Linked DNA regions of Homo sapiens: regions 2 and 3 are each linked to region 1. The links are chromatin loops, found by intact Hi-C in ENCODE. Cell type or tissue: PC-9. All regions are shown on one strand. Links, peaks and the distances in the headings refer to the core of each region. The heading gives the core; the rest is flanking DNA.

Region 1 (5,515 bases), core at 236-5,235:
GTGTCAGTCCCTTTCTGCACATGCTCACTGTAACCTGCTAGGGCATCCTAGTCCGCCCTTTCTGCATGTGGTCAGGGTTAACCTGCTGGTGTCCCGTGGCTCTCTTCTGCACGTGGTTATTTTTACCTGCTGGTGCATCACAGCCCCTTTCTGCACTGGTCACTAACCTATTAGCATGTTGTGGCTCCTTTGTGGCATTTGTCACAGTTTGGGTTTGTCTTATTATTTGTTGTCCATTTCTCCCCTCGAGAATTTGAGCTCCCCAAAGGGAGGGGCATCTGGAATGTTTTCTTGTTCAGTGATAAATCCTGGGCACAGCATGGCACCTGGCACATAAAGGCAATCCCTAACTTTGTTGAGTGAATGATTAGTGACGGAATTGCTGCCCCATTCTGAGGGTCCAGGCATCCTTGTTGGTGTATTCCTCGTTACTCTCTAGCCTCAGCCTGGCACTAGGCTTATAGAAAGTAGCTCAGTGAACTCCTGACTGGTGAATTCAGGAGACAGTGGGGCTGGGCCATGATTCCAAGTCTGAGTGTCCAGTCAGTCTCCTAGGCCTGCACCTGAGGAGCTTCCGGCTCTGAGCTTTTGCAGCCCCAGGCTCCTGTGCTGGGACCCCCAGCGTGCAGCACTGTCAGGCCTCTGGGCTGGCAGCTGTTGTCTTGGCATTCTGCTGAGGAGGGACCACTGACTCTTCACAGAGACACACTCACTCTTCCTTCCCCAAACCAGTTTCCTTCACTTTGATCCAGTTTGAGATCAAAGATGAGACTACCTCCTGGAATAATCAGGCCAGGTGGTCCTGGAACACTTTTCTTAGAACTGACGCCTCCATTCTTGGCAGGGTGTTTTCAGATCACCCTGGGAGATGCCTCTAATATGATGTACTTTTTTCTCTTTTAACATTATGTACTAAAGAGAACTACTTCATCATCTTCCTTTCGTCGGCGTATTTGTAATTAAGACGCCTGCAAATTCCATGTCATCCTTGATTTCAGGGAAGAGCTTTGAGCATCAGAGACTCATTCACGGCTAAAGTTAAATCAAACATACCCAAGGAAAACAAGGATCTAGTTGTTTAATCTTCAGCTGCTTCCTTTGATCCCATCCTGGATTCTTGCAAGAAGTGAAAAGAAAGGAAGAATCCAAGGATGAGAGGAACTTTAAAAGGGTCAAGTTCAGCTGAGGTTTCTGCCCATTTCATGAATGAACATTTGAGGAACAGCTCTAAAAATTGTCCCTTTCTTGGGCAGTCAAAACTTGTTTCTATGGAAATGGGATTTTTACACCACTGCTTATCTGTCATTTCAAAAAGCATGGCTGGTTTTCAATTTTCCCTAGAAAAACTCATTTCTTTTTCCTCGGTAGGAATTCCCTTCATCCAATTTCGTGCCTCATTTTGCCCAGGGCCATTCACAGCTCTTAATTTTTAGATGCATTTAAAGGTGGTGGTGAGTCGCCCAGGCGGTGAACTCAGGTGAGAGTTCTTAAGGCTCCCTCTGATCCTCAGATGATCAAATGCCCAGGGCCCATCAGTGAAGACCACGCCCAGCAAAGGAGACATGCTGAGAGATAGGTCTGTGGCTGAGAGGAGACAGCCCTCACGGCAAGGGGGACAGCTCTGGTGCCCTGGCAACTCCGTCCTGGACCCCCCCCCAGTGGTGGTTCTGACTGCCCCCCACTTGTCCTTGTCAGTGTGTCCCGTGGCCGTGGCGCACCTCCATGGGGGCTTTGTCCCAAGTGCTCAGCCTGGTGAGGTTATTAGATCCGAGAAGCAAGGGCGAGGGAGAGGATTGAGCCTAGTTTAGTGCCTACAGTGAATGCTCTTCATCTTTGTCCTCTGGCCTCAGGCCATCCTGTTTCTAGTCCAACTCTGAGTGTAAAGTGTAACCCTTGGCCGGGAGCAAGAAGGGAACAGACATGGCCTCTGGGAGCTTGGCAGTGCCAGTGAACCCCTAGTGACTAAGCCTGCTGTTATCGGCCGCAGGGTGACCTCCTAGTGACTAAGCCTGCTATTAGCCTCTTGCTGACCAAAGAGCTTGGCCTAAGGACAGTCAGAGGCCTGAGAGCAGCCCCGCCCGCGGCAGTCTCAGCCTTGCAGGTGTTCGGTTTGCCAGTTGGTCATTCCTTCCAAGGCAGTCCCTGGCTCCCACAAGGTGAGGAGTCAAACCCTGAGCCAGCTCCATGGGTTGGAGGTCTAGTTCCGCGTCTTCCTGTGAAGTAGCCTCGGCTCAGTAGCTTCACCGCCCTGCCTTCTGCTTCCTTGTTCACACAGTGGGAAAAATTACAGGCCCTGGCTCAGGGGTGCCGTGGAATGTAGTGCCTGGCGTTTGGTGAATGCTTTGTGTCATAGGTGTGGGCTCCTGTTCTTACTGTAAGAGAGCCGGGCTATAAATAACAGGACAGCTGGGAGGCGGCCGTTCTTGGCACTCACGCGTGGGTCGGCGGTGGTATGCAGCTGCTCTCCTTCAGAGTACAGCAGGATTCTGCCCTATGAAGTCTGCTTTGAGCCAGCCCCCTCTCAGGGTCCCCCTGGAGAAATGCAGGGCAGAGAAACCCTAGAGACGCTGCAAGTTGGGGTCCCACTCCCCTGTGGGCACCCCAGGAGCTGGCCCAGCCTGAAGACGAGTAGAGGGGATGAGCTGTCCAGCTGCCACTCAGGGAGAGGTCTCCATGGACGGGGTCCCTGGACTCCCCGAGTGGAGTGCTCAGGGGAGCACAGCTTGGTGCAGGATGCCCTGCTGACCTGAACAGTGGATTCCTTCCTCCAGCCCTAGAGCCATTCCCTTCCAGCTCCTTCCTTACTGCAGACATTGCTTACAAGGGGAAGTGAGAGTCAGGAAACCCCAGCCTGTGTCCCAGCTCTGCCTCCTGCTGGCTGTGTATGTGGACAAGCCACTTATCCTCTGAAAAATGGGTGTGACTCATACCTGCTCCCCAGTTGTCATAAAAATTACCCACCCATGAGAAAGTGTTTTGTAAAAATGTGAAACACTAAGATAAGGCCTCTTTAATTATTGCTTCCACATAGAGTAATGACGGAAGAGCCACATTAGTATGTAATGGGGAAGGGTTAAACTAGTCAGTTTTTCAGATTTTTGGCCCAGTGCAGTGACTCATGCCTGCAATCCCAGCACTTTGGGAGGCTGAGGTGAGTGGTTCGTTTGAGCCCAGGAGTTCGAGACCAGCCTGGGACACATGGTGAGACCTCATCTCTACCAAAAAAAAAAAAAAAAAAAAAAAAAATAGCTGGGTGTGGTGGCATGCGTCTATTGTCCTAGCTACTCAGGAGGCTAGGTGAGGTGTGAGGATTGCTTAAGCCCAGGAGGTCTAGGCTGCAAGGCTGCAATGAGCCGTGATCACGTCACAGCACTCCAGCCTGAGCGGCAAAGCAACACCCTTTCTCAAAATTCCTGGAGGCTGTTGAGTGTACTTGTAGGTGTATACGTACATAATTCTTAGACTTTCTCCTTGACTGGAGGCACTGTCTGAATGTCTGCAGTGTAACTGTGCTTCTCTATACCAATGCCAGCCTATCGATACTCCTTTAGAGTAATAGATGACATCCAAGTCATTTATTTACATCCACACTGAAAAATAACTGGGAAAATTGGGGCTCTCAGTCTGCATCTTGAGCCCCAGCTGTATGTGATGTCACTGATTAATGCACTGAGTGGCTTAAATCAAATGCCTGCCCAGCAGGGGTATGGAGAGAGGCTTCATTAGTCAAAATGATGAAACCCAAGATCAAATATCAGTGGGAGAGACTGAAGATGCTGCCACCTGGGGAACAGCAAAATGGTGCACACCACAGGGAAGGAGAACCAAGAACCATAAGCCATCACGGGAGCCAATGGGGCTCCCCAAAGCCACAGACTGCTGAGCCCTGATACGGTTTGGATCTGTGTTCCCACCCAAATCTCATATGTGAAATTGTAGTCTCCAGTGTTGGAGGAGGTGCCTGGTGGGAGGTGATCAGATCATGGTGGGGGAGTTCTCATGAACGGTTTAGCACCATCTTCCCTGGCTACTGTACATAGTGAGCTCTCATGAGATCAGGTTGTTTAAATAGACTGTGGTACCTCCCCCGACTCCCTCTTGCTCCCCCTTTGGTGATCACTGAAAGTTTCTTGAGGCTTCTCCAGAAGCCAAGCAGAAGCCAACATCATGCTTCCCATATAGCCTGCAGAACTCGAGCCAATTAAACCTCATTTTTTTATAAATTACCCAGTCTCAGCTATTTCTTTATAGCAGTGCAAGAATGATCAAATATAGGCTCCTTCCAGACAGCCTCAGATAGAGCCCTCTGGTTGCGTCTAGAAATGACTCCTGACTTATTCTACGTTCAGTTCCAATGGAAATAATGTAAACCCTGCACAATACTGTGAAGGGCTGACATGGACACAGCTAGAGGCTTCTGCCCCTGGGACAGGATGGGCTGGCAGGGAAGAATGTACTGCACTTAGAGTTCACCAGTACAGCCATGACCCTGTGCCTCCCAAGCCCGCAAACCTGGTAGTGATGGGAGGGGAAGAAGAACCCACACGTGTATTCAGACACCTGCACCCACCGCCCACCCACTCGCTGCCCTCTTGGGGCAGCTAGTCTCCTGCAACCAACTCGAAGCTTGGTTTGGGCTTTGGCGAGGCTCTAAACGGCCTTCTAGGTGGTCCTGGCAGAGATCTGGAGGGCACAGAAGAGAGAGTAGAGCTTCTCTTTGGAAGCCAAGGTGAGGAGGGCTTCCAGCAACCTCATTTCATTACAAGTCTTTATGAAGGAGTGCTGTGTCCCACCAGGATGGCTGTGATCATTACTCGGCTATCCCGGAGTCCAGGAGCATGAGAAAAAGAAGTGTTACTGCATTAACAGACGTGGCCCACACAGGCTTTACGAATTCCCCTCTTCGTGTCCGCTGGGGCTGCTACCCGAGGGCCTTTCCTGGTCAGCAGGGACAGTGCACGCAGAGCGGTGTGCATGTGCACCAACCGCGGACTTACCTTGGAGCGAGGCTGGCGGACTTGGCTCCCATTGGTGAATCCAGTCCTTCCCCCGGCTTTGCCAATTTCTCTCGGTTCATTTGCTGTAGGATAGAGTTCAATTCACTAATAACGTTTGCCTTTGGGCCTGAGAGAATCGGGCTTTTGATCTCTGTGACGTCGCCCCACAACTTGGAGGTCCTTGGCTGGAGAACCTTGGCCATCCCAGGCTGGGCACTGCCCGGCGGGGGCGGGGGAGCGGGCGGGGGGATAACAAAGCTATCTACATCTTCTTCCACGAGCGCGTCTTGATAAAGTGCATTGCTTTTGTGAATGATGGGCTTCATTTTTGGCTTAGGAGGTACTGGGGGTTTGTCAACCATAAATGCTTGCCCATCTGCATAGACTGTGCAGGTGTCCACATTCTCTCCACCTTCGGAAGACAGGGTGGAGATGCTAGACACGGTGGAGATAGTGCTGGTCGTCTCGAGGTGGTGGTCGCTGCTACTCCGGCTGTCCACCTCCTCGATCCCAGAGTC
Region 2 (5,515 bases), core at 113-5,112, 74 kb after region 1:
ATCGAAGGCCTGCAGCCACCCCACAGAGAGTCAGCCCATCAGCACCATTTTCCCAACAGCACGTGCTCACTTTGCATCTCTGTGTCACATGTTGGATAATTCTCACAATATTCCAAACTTTCTGTCTGTTATCGTGATCTGTGATCTATACTTTTTGATGCTACTATTGGATTTTTTTGGGGGTGCCGTAAAACACACTCAAATAAGATGGTGAATTTAATCGATAAATATTGTGTGTTCTGACTGCTCCACCGACTGTCCACTCCTCCATCTCTCTCCCTCTGTGCAGGCCTCCTTACTCCCTGAGACACAACACTATTGAAATGGGGCCAGTTAAGAACTCTACAATGGCCTCTAAGTGTTCAAGTGAAAGGAAGCGTCACACATCATTCACTTTAAATCAAAAGCTAGAAACAATTAAGCTTAGTGAGGAAGGCATGTTGAAAGCTGAGACAGGCTGAAAGCTAGGCTTTTTGTGCCAAAGCTAGCCAAGTTGTGAATGTAAAGGAAAAGATCTAGAAGGAAATTAAAAGTGCTACTCTGGGCTGGGTGGGGCGGCTCACGCCTGTAATGTCAGCACTTTGGGAGGCCAAGGTGGGAGGATCACTTGAGCCCTCGAGTTTGAGACCCCATCTATATGAAAAATAACAAATAAATTAGCTGGACATGGTGGCATGTGCTTGTAGGTCGCAGCTACTCCAGAGGCTGAGGCAGTGGATCACTTCAGTGCAGGGGTTTGAGGCTGCAGTGAGCTGTGAATATGCCACTGCATTCCAGCCTGGGTGAAAGAGTGAGACCCTGTTTCAAAAGAACAACAACAACAAAAAAGCGCTACTCCAGTGAACATACAAATTATCAGAAAGTGAAGCATCCTCATTGCTGAAATGGAGAAAGTTTCAGTGGTCTGGATAGAAAATCAAGCCGGTCACAACATTCCCTTAAACCAAAGCCTAATCCACAGCAAGGCCCTAACTCTCTTCAAGTCTATGAAGGCTGAGAGAGGTGAGTAAGCTGCAGAACAAAAGTCTGAAGCTAGCAAGGGTGATTCATGAGGTTGAAGGAAAGAAGCCATATCCATAAAATAAAAGTGCGAGGTGAAACAGCAAGTGCTGATGGAGAAGCTGCAGCAAGTTCTCCAGAAGATCTAGCTGAGATCACTGATAAAGGTGGCTACACTGAACAACAGGTTTTCAATGTAGCCTGTTTAGGTTAGCTTCTTTTGCTTAATGATACGGATTTAAGTTTCCTCCATATATTTTGTGACTCAATACACCTCATTTCTTTTTTATGCCTCGATAGCCATTTCTTTTCATTGCTGAATACTTTTCCATTGTCTGAATATATCACAGTTTGTTTGACCACTCACCTACTGAAGGACATCCAGGCTACATCCAGTTTTTGGCAATAAAGCTGCTATAAGCACTTAACGTGCAGCCTGATCACATTTATTTTCTCTCTGTCTCTTTCTTTCTTTCTCTCTCTCTCTCTCTCTCTCTCTCTCTAGCTTTCCTTTATTTTTTTGTCTTGCTCTGTTGCCCAGGCTGGGTTGCCAGGATGCAGGCACAGTTCACTGTAGCCTCAAACTCCTGGGCTCAAGTGATCCTCCTGCCTTAGCCTCCTGACTAGCTGGGACTACAGGGACCCACCGCCATGCCCAGCTAATTTTTTTCTTTTTTTTTTTTTTTTCTTGAGACAGGGTCTCACTCTGTCACCCAGGCTGGAGTGCAGTGGTGTGAAATCAGCTCATTGTAGTCTCAGCCTCCCAGGATCAAGTAATTCTCCTGCCTCAGCCTCCTGAGTATCTGGGATTACAGGCATGTGCTACCACGTCCAGCTAATTTTTGTATTTTTAGTAGAGATGGGGTTTCTCCATGTTGACCAGGCTGGTCTCTAACTCCTGGCCTCAAGTGATCCGCCCGCCTTGGCCTCCTAAAGTGAGCCATCGCTCCTGGCCTCATTTTTTCTCATTTTAAATTTTTTTTGGTAGAGATGGGGTCTTGCTGTGTTGCCCAGGCTGGTCTCCAATTCCTGGGCTGAAGTGATCCTCCTGCCCTTGGCCTCCCAAGGTGCTGGGATTATAGGCATGAGTCACCACACCTAGGCGAGCCTGACTGTATTTTTACAAAGCCAGGGCCATAAATGTAGTGGCATTGCTGGTGTGACTCAGAAGGACCCAACCACTTCCATATTTCAAGTGCTCACCACATACCAGGCATTGCACTAAAAGCCTCATTCATTCATTCATTCATTCATTCATTCATTCATTCACCTCTTCACTCAATATTTACCAAGTGCCTCCTAGATGCAGGCTGTGTCCTGGGTGCTGGGAATGAAGCTATCAACTGGCCTCAGGATCTCACGAATTACAGACAAAAAGCAAGCAAGCAAACAGATGATCACATGTGAGTTCCAGGGCGGGGACTGAACCCAGGCCAGCCCACCCTGAGGCTCTTGCTGCTAACCACCACCTCCTCCTAAGAAGGGACTCACATGGAGGGCGTTCCATATGGAAGCTTCCAGACAGATGTTCTGGATGCTCAGCAGTGGGGGAGGAGCCCAGATGGAGTTGGCAGTCCTGGCTCTGAGGCTGGATGTGACCCTTGGGAGGCTCATTCCAGAGCTTGATGTCGGTCTTGCTGCTAAAGCCGGGAGCAGGGAGCAGGCTGGCAGCACCGCGGGGCCAGGGCAAGAGCTGACAGTGGGGCCTGGGGGAGCTGTGGGTGGGGGGCCCTCACAGCTGTGTCCTCCAAGATTCCCACAGTCTGGAAGGACAAGCAGAAAGCCCCCTGACCTGGGCTTTCCTGTGCAAAGGCCCAAGTGGTTCCGGAGATCCCCAGTGATCCCGAGGAGGCTGGGCCTGCACGTTTCCAACGGACAAGCGGCTTTCTTCATGCACACAGCTGCCCAGTGCATCTGAGCCCACCTGGACCCTGCAGCTGGGCTTTCTGCAGCCACAGCTCCCAGGCGTGCCGAGCCGGGGCTGAGTCACTGCTACTATTTGAACACTTTCCCCTTCAAAATGACAGTCTTTGGCAAATATGTTAAATACCAATTGAGAACAAATGCCACCAGGAACTCTGATCATCCTTCATCTGCTGAGCAAGGAAATGCCAGGGGAGAAGGGAGAGGAGGCGAGACCGTGAGGGGGCCCGGGGTCCATGCTCTCTGGCTGTTCCGTGGCAGGGGTCCAGCTGCCCACCAAGGAGGCCTGGGTCTTTCTGGGGATTCTCGGAGAGGTTCTTTCTATCTGGAGGTGTGCGAGGGGGAGCCCCCTGGCCCCCCGACTGGAGGCTCATTCACCTGCCCACTGGGGCTTCGGTAGGAGCGTCAGGCCATGGGCTTGTGGGCTTGATGTCATGTGGGGGACACCTGTACCTGCCCTCTGGACAATGCCACGGGAGCTCTCAGCAGGAAGGGAGCAGCCGGCTTCCCCCTGCGTCAGCATCGGGCTCAGCCCATTCGGCGTGCACGACCCAGCCCAGTCGTGCCTGTCACCGCCACAGAGCTGGCCTTCAAGACAGTGCCTGGACAGAGCTTCGGAGCTCAGGCTGGAGCCAGCCTGCCAGGGTTCCAAGCCTGGATCTGCCAGCTCTCACTTGGATGGTCTTAGACAAGTGGCTTACCTCTCTGTGCCTCAGTTTCCTCGTCTGTAACACAGAGGCAAGATCAGTGCTCCCCCATGGGGATGCTAGCTGGGAGGCCACGTGGGGAGGTAGTCAGTCCAGGGCCTGATGCACCTTGGGCCCCTGAGTTTTGCAGAGAGCCAGATTCTACACTTGGGCACTGGGTGAGTGAACCGAAAGAGACAGGACTGTGCACACCTGAGCGGGAGGCGACCAGAAAGACACACTGACGGCCCAGAGCGCAGGGATGAGGCAGCTACAGGAGAGCACAGGAGGGCTCCGGCTTCCTGGAGGACGTGAAAGAAAACAGCAGCACAGCTGCTGCATGGAGAGAAAGCAGCCCCCGTTGGAGTCGGCCTGCAGCGCGTCTGCACACGGAAGAGAGATGTGCTCGGGGCAATGTGCACACACACGCCTCTTAATAACGATTTCCTCATTTCGGAGACTCTTAATAACAATTTTCTCATTTCACAGACGCTATATTTTTTTTTCCAAGATGGAGACTCTTTCTGTCATCCAGGCTGGAGTGCAGTGGTGTGATCTCGGCTCACTGCAACCTCTGCCTCCAGGGTTCAAGCTATTCTCCTGCCTTAGCCTCCTGAGTCGCTGGGATTACAGGCACCTGCCACCACACCCGGCTAATTTTTTGTATTTTTAGTAGAGATGGGGTTTCACCATGTTGGCCAGGCTGGTCTTGAACTCCTGACCTCAAGTGATCCACCTGCCTCGGCCTCTCAAAGTGCTGGCATTACAGGCGTGAGCCATCACACCCGGCCCATAGACCCTATTTTTTTTAGAACACTTTTAGCTTTACCAAAAGAAACCAATGCAGAGAGCGTTCAGAGAGTTTCCACACACCACGCTTCTTTTTCTCACACAAATAGCAACACAGTTAACAGTCTGTCTGCTCCTGGCTTTTTTCACCTCAAATCACTTACTCGGGAGATCATTCCCTAGCAGGACCCCCAGAGCCGCCTCAGCTTTCTGACAGTGGCACGGCACTCCTCACACTGGGCGCTCCATAGCTTACCTGGCCCGCGCTTTCCTGGGGACACACCTGGACAAGTAGAGCTGTGGGATCCAGTCCTGTTAGCACAGAGGCTGGGCCAGAGGGCATCTGCATCGATCATTTTCATAGGAATTGATGAGCTGTCCTCCAAGGAGGACGTGCATCGTAACCTCTCCCCAAAACAGAAGACGGTGCGCCCTGCCCAGTCCCCTCCTGCCCAAATGGTAGATGATCAGACTCCAAAAAAAGAGCCCTCACACAAAACAGCCCTTTCCTCTTCCTGCCCCAGACCACCCATATTCTGGGGGGTTGCTTTATTTATTTATTTATTTATTTTGAGACAGAGTCTCACTCTGTTGCCCAGGCTGGAGCACAGTGGCGTGATCTCAGCTCACTGCAGCTTCCGCCTCCCGGGTTCAAGTGATTCTCCTGCCTCACCCTCCCAAGTAGCTGGGATTACGGGCACACACCACCACGCCAAGCTAATTTTTGGATTTTTAGTAGAGATAGGGTTTTGGCATGTTGACCAGGCTGGTCTCGAACTCCTGACCTCAAGTGACCTGCCCGCCTCAGACTCCCAAAGTGCTTGGATTACAGGCGTGAGCCACCGTGCTCGGCTTGGGGTTGTATTTCAAGTGGAGCAGAATGTCCTGGATCCTCTGGACACCCCGGTGAGTAATTCTATATACTAGCAAAAAATGATCACAAACAGAAATTCGAAAATACCTCTACCATATCTTCAAAAAATACAAACTAGGAATAAATAGAACAAAAGATGTGCCAAGACCTGTATAGCAAAAGCATTAAACATGGCTGAGAGAAATGGAAGATCTCAATAAATGGAGAGGTTTTAGATCATGTGGCAGGAGACTGAATCTCTCCC
Region 3 (5,515 bases), core at 113-5,112, 62 kb after region 1:
ACTCTCTCCAACACCTCCACTCTAACCATCAGGTCCTTCCTGGAGCACAAACCCAACAGCCCAGGAAGGTTGGCAAACGACTCAGAAGTCATGTGGGCCTGAGTGGCTACTCCTGGAAGCTGGTTCCCAAAGAAGCATTTTCACAAGACAACCTGATCACGCAGCTTCCTGCCTGTACCCTGGCGGGGTTTCCAATGGGCCTCCTAACTCCCGGGCACCATAGCCTCAGTTTCCCCACTGCCATGAAGAGAGGCAGGAAATGTTCCCAGGGGATTTCTCTAGTATCTCAAGGGCTGACTGTCCCCCCATCTGGAGATCTCAGCAGGAAGGGGGCCCCCCCGGGACCGCTGACCAATCCCACAAATGAGAACTTGAACAGAGCAAGCAGGCGGGTAGAAGGGCAGGGGCGGCATGCGCTGGGTGAGGAGGCAGAGCCCTCAACCGGCCTGGCGTGGGGTGGCGGCTGAGCTCCCCAGGGTAACTGCATGTGCTTTTCATGGAACTGGAACTGCAGTTTGATGGCCGGGCACCTTTCAGATCAGAGGATGCTCTGTTAGAGAAAGGCACGGAGGAGCCACACACAGTCTGCGTTGTGAAATGGGTATTTGGTTTTCCTCTCCTCTACTGACACATGGCTCCTAAAATCTCAGGACCCTCCAGAGTGCTGAGTGTCTTTGTATGCTAGTGAGATGACTGGTGGCTGGGGGTCCCTAGATAGCTTCAGAATGGGGGCTGGTTACCAAAAGAACCAATCCCAAGATTAGAGGGTTGGAATTTTCCGCCCTGCCCTCCAGCCTCCAGGGAGGAGAGAGAGAGGCTGAAGGTTGAGTCGATCACCAATGGCCAATGATTGAATCAATCATGTCCGTGTAATGAAACTTCCATAAAACCCCCAAAAGGACAGGGTTTGGAGGAGTTTCTGAATAGATGAACACGTGGAGGTTCCTTGGGGGTGGCGTGCCTGGGCAGGGCATCAAAGCTGCACGCCTTCCCCTGTACCTCACCCCACACATCACTCCATTTGTAATATCCTTTATAAGAAACCGGCAAACGTATTTCCCTCCATTCTGTGAGCTGCTCTAGCAAATTAATTGAACCAGAGAAGGGCATCATGGGAACCCTGATTCATAGCTGGTCGGTCAGAGGCACAGGTCACAACCTGGGGCTTGTTCTTGGCACCTGCAAAGGACGTGGGGCCCATCTTGTGGGACTGAGCCTCACCCTATGGGATCAACACACTCTCCAGGTGAGCAGTGCAGAACTGAATTGAATTAGGGGCACCTGCTGGTGTCCGAGGGAACCGATTGCTTGCTTGCTGTGTGTGGGAACCCCACTCATCTGGCCACTGAGGGCTCTGTGTGGATTGCGTTGAGAGAGTATAGTGGGAAGAAACTGAGTTTGCTTTTTCCTATAGCCTCACAGTCCCCCCAAATTTGGCCTCAACGAGAGGCTGTTAGCAGACACGTTCCCATTTCTTAAGGCAACTTTCCAGAAGTCAGGAAACAGCCTATTTGGAAAACCCAACCCTGACCTCCCATCCTGTGCCTCTCCCTGGGGATGACAGGCCCAGTTCAAATCTCCACTCTCCACATGCAGGAGAGAGTCCTGGGGCCGCAGAACCTCTCCAGCCCCGGCCTGCCCACTCTGTGCCTCAGTGTCCTCATCTGGAAAATGGGCCAGTCCCAGCAGCTACGGGGAACATAGCTGTTGTGAAGATAAAATGAGCCCCCAAAGGTGGAGCCCCACGCGTAGGACCTTCCAGACCAGCTGTTAGCAATTGTCATTGTTTAGCCTGGGGTTTGGAGGGGGGCAAGGCTACTGCCCCTGTCTGTCCCTGTGAGACCCGGAGCAGCTGCCCGTGGGAGAGTGACTGACGGATCTCACTGTGGGCCGTGCAGTGTGTATGGTTCACCAGGGCCCAAATCCCTGCCCAGGGAGAGGCACTCAGCAGGGTCAGGAGGGGCCACCCCGCCCTCAGGTCACAGTAGACACCATCCCATCCCAACACCCCCTCCCTGGCCTGGACCAGCAGATGGACTTGGGACCAGGAGCGGGGTGGCCACCTCTGCAGGGACACAGGTCTTTCATCCGGTAGGCGACAAAAGGGGAGGCCCCTGCTGCTGCTGTGACCTGAAACCGCAGTCTCACTGCGACGACAGAGGCGAGACCTCAGCCCACCCTCAGGCTTCTGATGCCACAAAGGAGCAAATGTCACCGGGGCTGTCCTGGGCAAGGCACCGGTGTCCCCACCCACAGGTCCTTCAGGGATTGCATCCTCTGAGCCCACGTGAGCACCAAGGACACCGTCGCGGGACCACGTGGGGCTGCGGCCTCTGGGGATGGGCCAGCTGCTGTGTCTCCTGCTGGGGTGGCGGTGGACCTCGGGAGCTTCTCTCACATGCCAAGCACGGGCACAGGATGGCCTCTTGGAAGAGGATGGGCCGGTGGCAAGAGCCCAGGCCAGGGCAGGCAAGGGCCACTGGGGCCTGGGAGGGGTTGCGCTCTGATTCCCCGATCACCACCCCAGTCCTGCCGTGGGCGTCTCTTTTTGTCTGAGAATGGATGGAAGTGGCTCCTGCAGTCCCTGGGCTCGCGCTGTCTGAGCTCCTAATCCGGCTGGCCGGAGGCAGCGTCGCATTGCTAATCAGCTCCTTTGTGTGCCAGTCTCGTCTTCCTGACCAGCTCCCAGCTCCTGCCTGTCTGCAGCTCCTGCTCCAGAGACATTCACGGCCCCTGACTCACTGCAGCCTTTGCTGGCCCTGGGGTGGGGCTCCCAGGGAGGGGCTGGCCAAGCAGGGGAGTCAGGGCAGCTCTGGGAGGCCCCGAGCCACCGCACGCTCTCTCCTGGATGGCGCCCACCTCAGCGCCCACTGCAGAGCTGAGGGTCCTCACCTCGGGGTCTTGGTTTTCTCCCCTGAGAGCAGCTCAGTGACAGCACCGTCTCCCTAAGGCCACTGGGACGGGATAATTCACGCACACCCTCCGTACGGCGCCTGCACACGGTAATTGCTCATTAAACAGCTGGTGTTGTATTTTTTTCTGACACCAAATACATCATTCCAACATCAACCAATTCTCTAATCCCTGCCAGCTGGGTGTCCTACTGCTCAGTTCAATTCTGACAGTACCTCCCAGAGTCAGTGCAGACCCTGCGGGCGAAGGGCCCAGTCCCACAAGACTGCCCCAGCCTCGGAGGCCAGTTGCCAAGAAGTGGCTCCCCAGATGACCCACACTTCTGCCTGGCTGACTACGAGTCAGAGCTCCCATAACCCTTGCTCAGGTCTGATATTTGCTAGAACCATTCACAATACTCGGGAACATGCATCACTTATGGCAACCAGTTGATTATGGAGGCTGCACCTCTGAACAGCCCACAGGGAAGAGAAGCTCGGGGCAAATGGGGGGTGCAGAGCTTCCACACCCCCTTGGGTACCACCAGCTTGGAACCTCCCAAGCCTGGTTGTTTTTTATAAATTTATTTATTTAATTTTTTTTTTTTTTTTTTTTTGTAGAGATGGGGGTCACACTATGCTGCTTAGGCTGGTCTTGAACTCCTGATCTCAAGGAATCCGCCCGCCTCGGCCTCCCAAAGTGCTGGAATCACAGGTGTGAACCACTGCGCCCAGAGTTTTAATGGAGGTTTCAATACTTAGGTACAGCTGATTAATCATTGGCCAATGGCAATTGAGCTCAACCTCCAGCCCCTCTTCCTGAGCCTTCTGCACCTCTAGAATCATGTGGTTGGTTTTTCTGGTGACCAGCCCCTGCCATCCTGAAGCTATCTAGCCTCCGCCTCCCCTAAGTATCATCTCATTAACATATAAAAGACAGGAAATTCAAGAGGTTTTAAGAGTTCTGTGCCAGGAACTAGGGACAGAGACCCCAATGCATGCTTTTTTATTATTCCAAGTTGTCAAGTTGTCGAGAGTCCAGACACCTTGCCTCATTGGTCAGTCTTTCCTCAAGATCGAGACCCTCCCAGCTTCCCTGACCCTCATGCTACAGCCCAGTCCCATTGAAGCCTCCCCCTGCCGACTGGGCTGGTGTAGACCCCTGGTGGGCCTTGGTGGGAGGGTGTCCACTGCCTTGCTGGCCTTGGCAGATGCTGGGCTGCCCCAGTCCCCTCCCTGGGAACAAGGGGGAACAATGCATACACCTCCCTGCTGGCTCTGGGTGTCTCCAGCGTGTCAGGCCCTCGAGGTTCCTCCAGCTGCAGAACCTTCTGGGGGGCATCCTGCCTTGGCCAGCTCTGTGCTTGCCAAGCTATGATTAAGATTCTTTGCTTCACCAGACTCCCTGGACTTCTCCTGAGTCCATCTGTGCGCTTCCGTATCAAATCCAACTTTAGCAAGAACTCCCGACCCTGGATACCTGATCAGGCCGCTCACCTCCCACCCCCACCTGGGATGTCTGCTCACCCCAGCCTGCCTGCAGCAAGAATCCCATTAGGTCAGTTTACCCAGAATCTCCCTCACCCTTGATGCTTCCACTCAGGAATTTTCCACCCTCTCACTCCCACCCACTCCTGGGCCCTAAATCCCCACTAGCCCATGCAGTATTAGGAACTGAGTCCTATCCCGTACTAAGTCTCCTCCCTATTCAATATTCTGCTACTCCCCTACCGCAATAGTCCTGGATAAAAACTGTATTTATTAACAACTTTTTTTTGAGACAGAGTCTCGCTCTGTTGCCCAGGCTGGAGTGCAGTGGTACAATATCGGCTCACTGCAACCTCCACCTCTTGGGTTCAAGCGATTCTCCTGCCTCTGCCTTCTGAGTAGCTGGGATTACAGGCACCTGTCACCACACCTGGCTAATTTTTGTGTTTTTAGTAGAGATGCCGTTTCACCAAGTTGGCCAGGCTGGTTTCAAACTCCTGACCTTGGGTGATCCACCCACCTCACCCTCCCAAAATGTAGGGATTACACGCATGAGCCACCGCACCTGTCCTATCGCTTTAACTTCTGTTCAGCTCTAGTCACCCCACAGCCCAGCACAGAGCAGGTGCCTGTAATCCCAGCTGGACAGCGTGTCTGAGTATCAAACAGCTATTCCTCAGTCTTGAGGAAGGTACAGATCTGATTTGAAAAGAAAAGCAACTTCTCTGGGACCCCCGCTTGAATAGCTGACTTGAAAGGCTGAGCTCTTACTCTACGTAATTGTCTTCCAAGTGCAAATTAACTCTGCTAAAGGAATCCTTGGTCCCCATAACCATTTAGACACAATCGAGACAGAGAATTTCAATGTTCTTGGCAAGCCCCTGCAAGCCCGAGGCTGAGCTTCATGGCAGCAGAGTGAAGATAAGCTTGTTATCAGCTCACTGAGTTTGAACTAGAACCGGAAACATCCTGTCTCCCTGCCAGCCACACAGAATGCCCTAGAAGGCTGTGGGTGTGGCTGGCATCAGCATCCTGGCCTGGCCTGGTGCAGCCTTCTGGGCAAAGGAGGCGCTGACATATGTGGCTTGTACTGGACAGATGTGGGAGCCACTGCCCTCTCACTCCGCCTTCCTTCC

Evidence for each region. A loop is a pair of places that touch in the nucleus more often than their neighbours do. Peaks named below come from ENCODE experiments on the same cell type or tissue, not always from the same donor. Only the 100,000 strongest peaks of a DNase experiment are listed, where the experiment ranks them.
Region 2: it touches region 1 in a loop (4-fold over the local background); 2 of 110 quality-filtered maps call a loop at or near these places.
Region 3: a loop joins it to region 1, with 6 times the contacts of the local background. A loop is called at or near these places in 2 of 110 quality-filtered maps.

The regions. Positions count from the first base shown.
Region 1 is chr11:70,480,317-70,485,831 of GRCh38, forward strand. It overlaps SHANK2 (SH3 and multiple ankyrin repeat domains 2), which reads right to left. Exons shown (of 26, transcript NM_012309.5): 25 at 4,998-5,515. Among named protein-coding and RNA genes, the nearest start is that of CTTN, 85 kb to the left of the region's middle. In PC-9, for the core only: CTCF peaks have their summits at 2,869 (motif pointing left) and 3,069; DNase peaks (open chromatin) are centred at 1,485, 2,125 and 2,965; H3K4me3 peaks cover 642 bases; H3K27ac peaks cover 3,435 bases.
Region 2 is chr11:70,554,921-70,560,435 of GRCh38, forward strand. All of the region lies in intron 17 of SHANK2 (SH3 and multiple ankyrin repeat domains 2), which reads right to left. Among named protein-coding and RNA genes, the nearest start is that of SHANK2-AS1, 69 kb to the right of the region's middle. RefSeq lists enhancers at 2,395-3,125, 3,126-3,856. In PC-9, for the core only: no CTCF peak of the experiment used is centred there; a DNase peak (open chromatin) is centred at 2,161.
Region 3 is chr11:70,542,611-70,548,125 of GRCh38, forward strand. All of the region lies in intron 17 of SHANK2 (SH3 and multiple ankyrin repeat domains 2), which reads right to left. Among named protein-coding and RNA genes, the nearest start is that of SHANK2-AS1, 81 kb to the right of the region's middle. RefSeq lists enhancers at 2,124-2,958, 3,794-4,628, 5,065-5,515. In PC-9, for the core only: no CTCF peak of the experiment used is centred there; no DNase peak of the experiment used is centred there.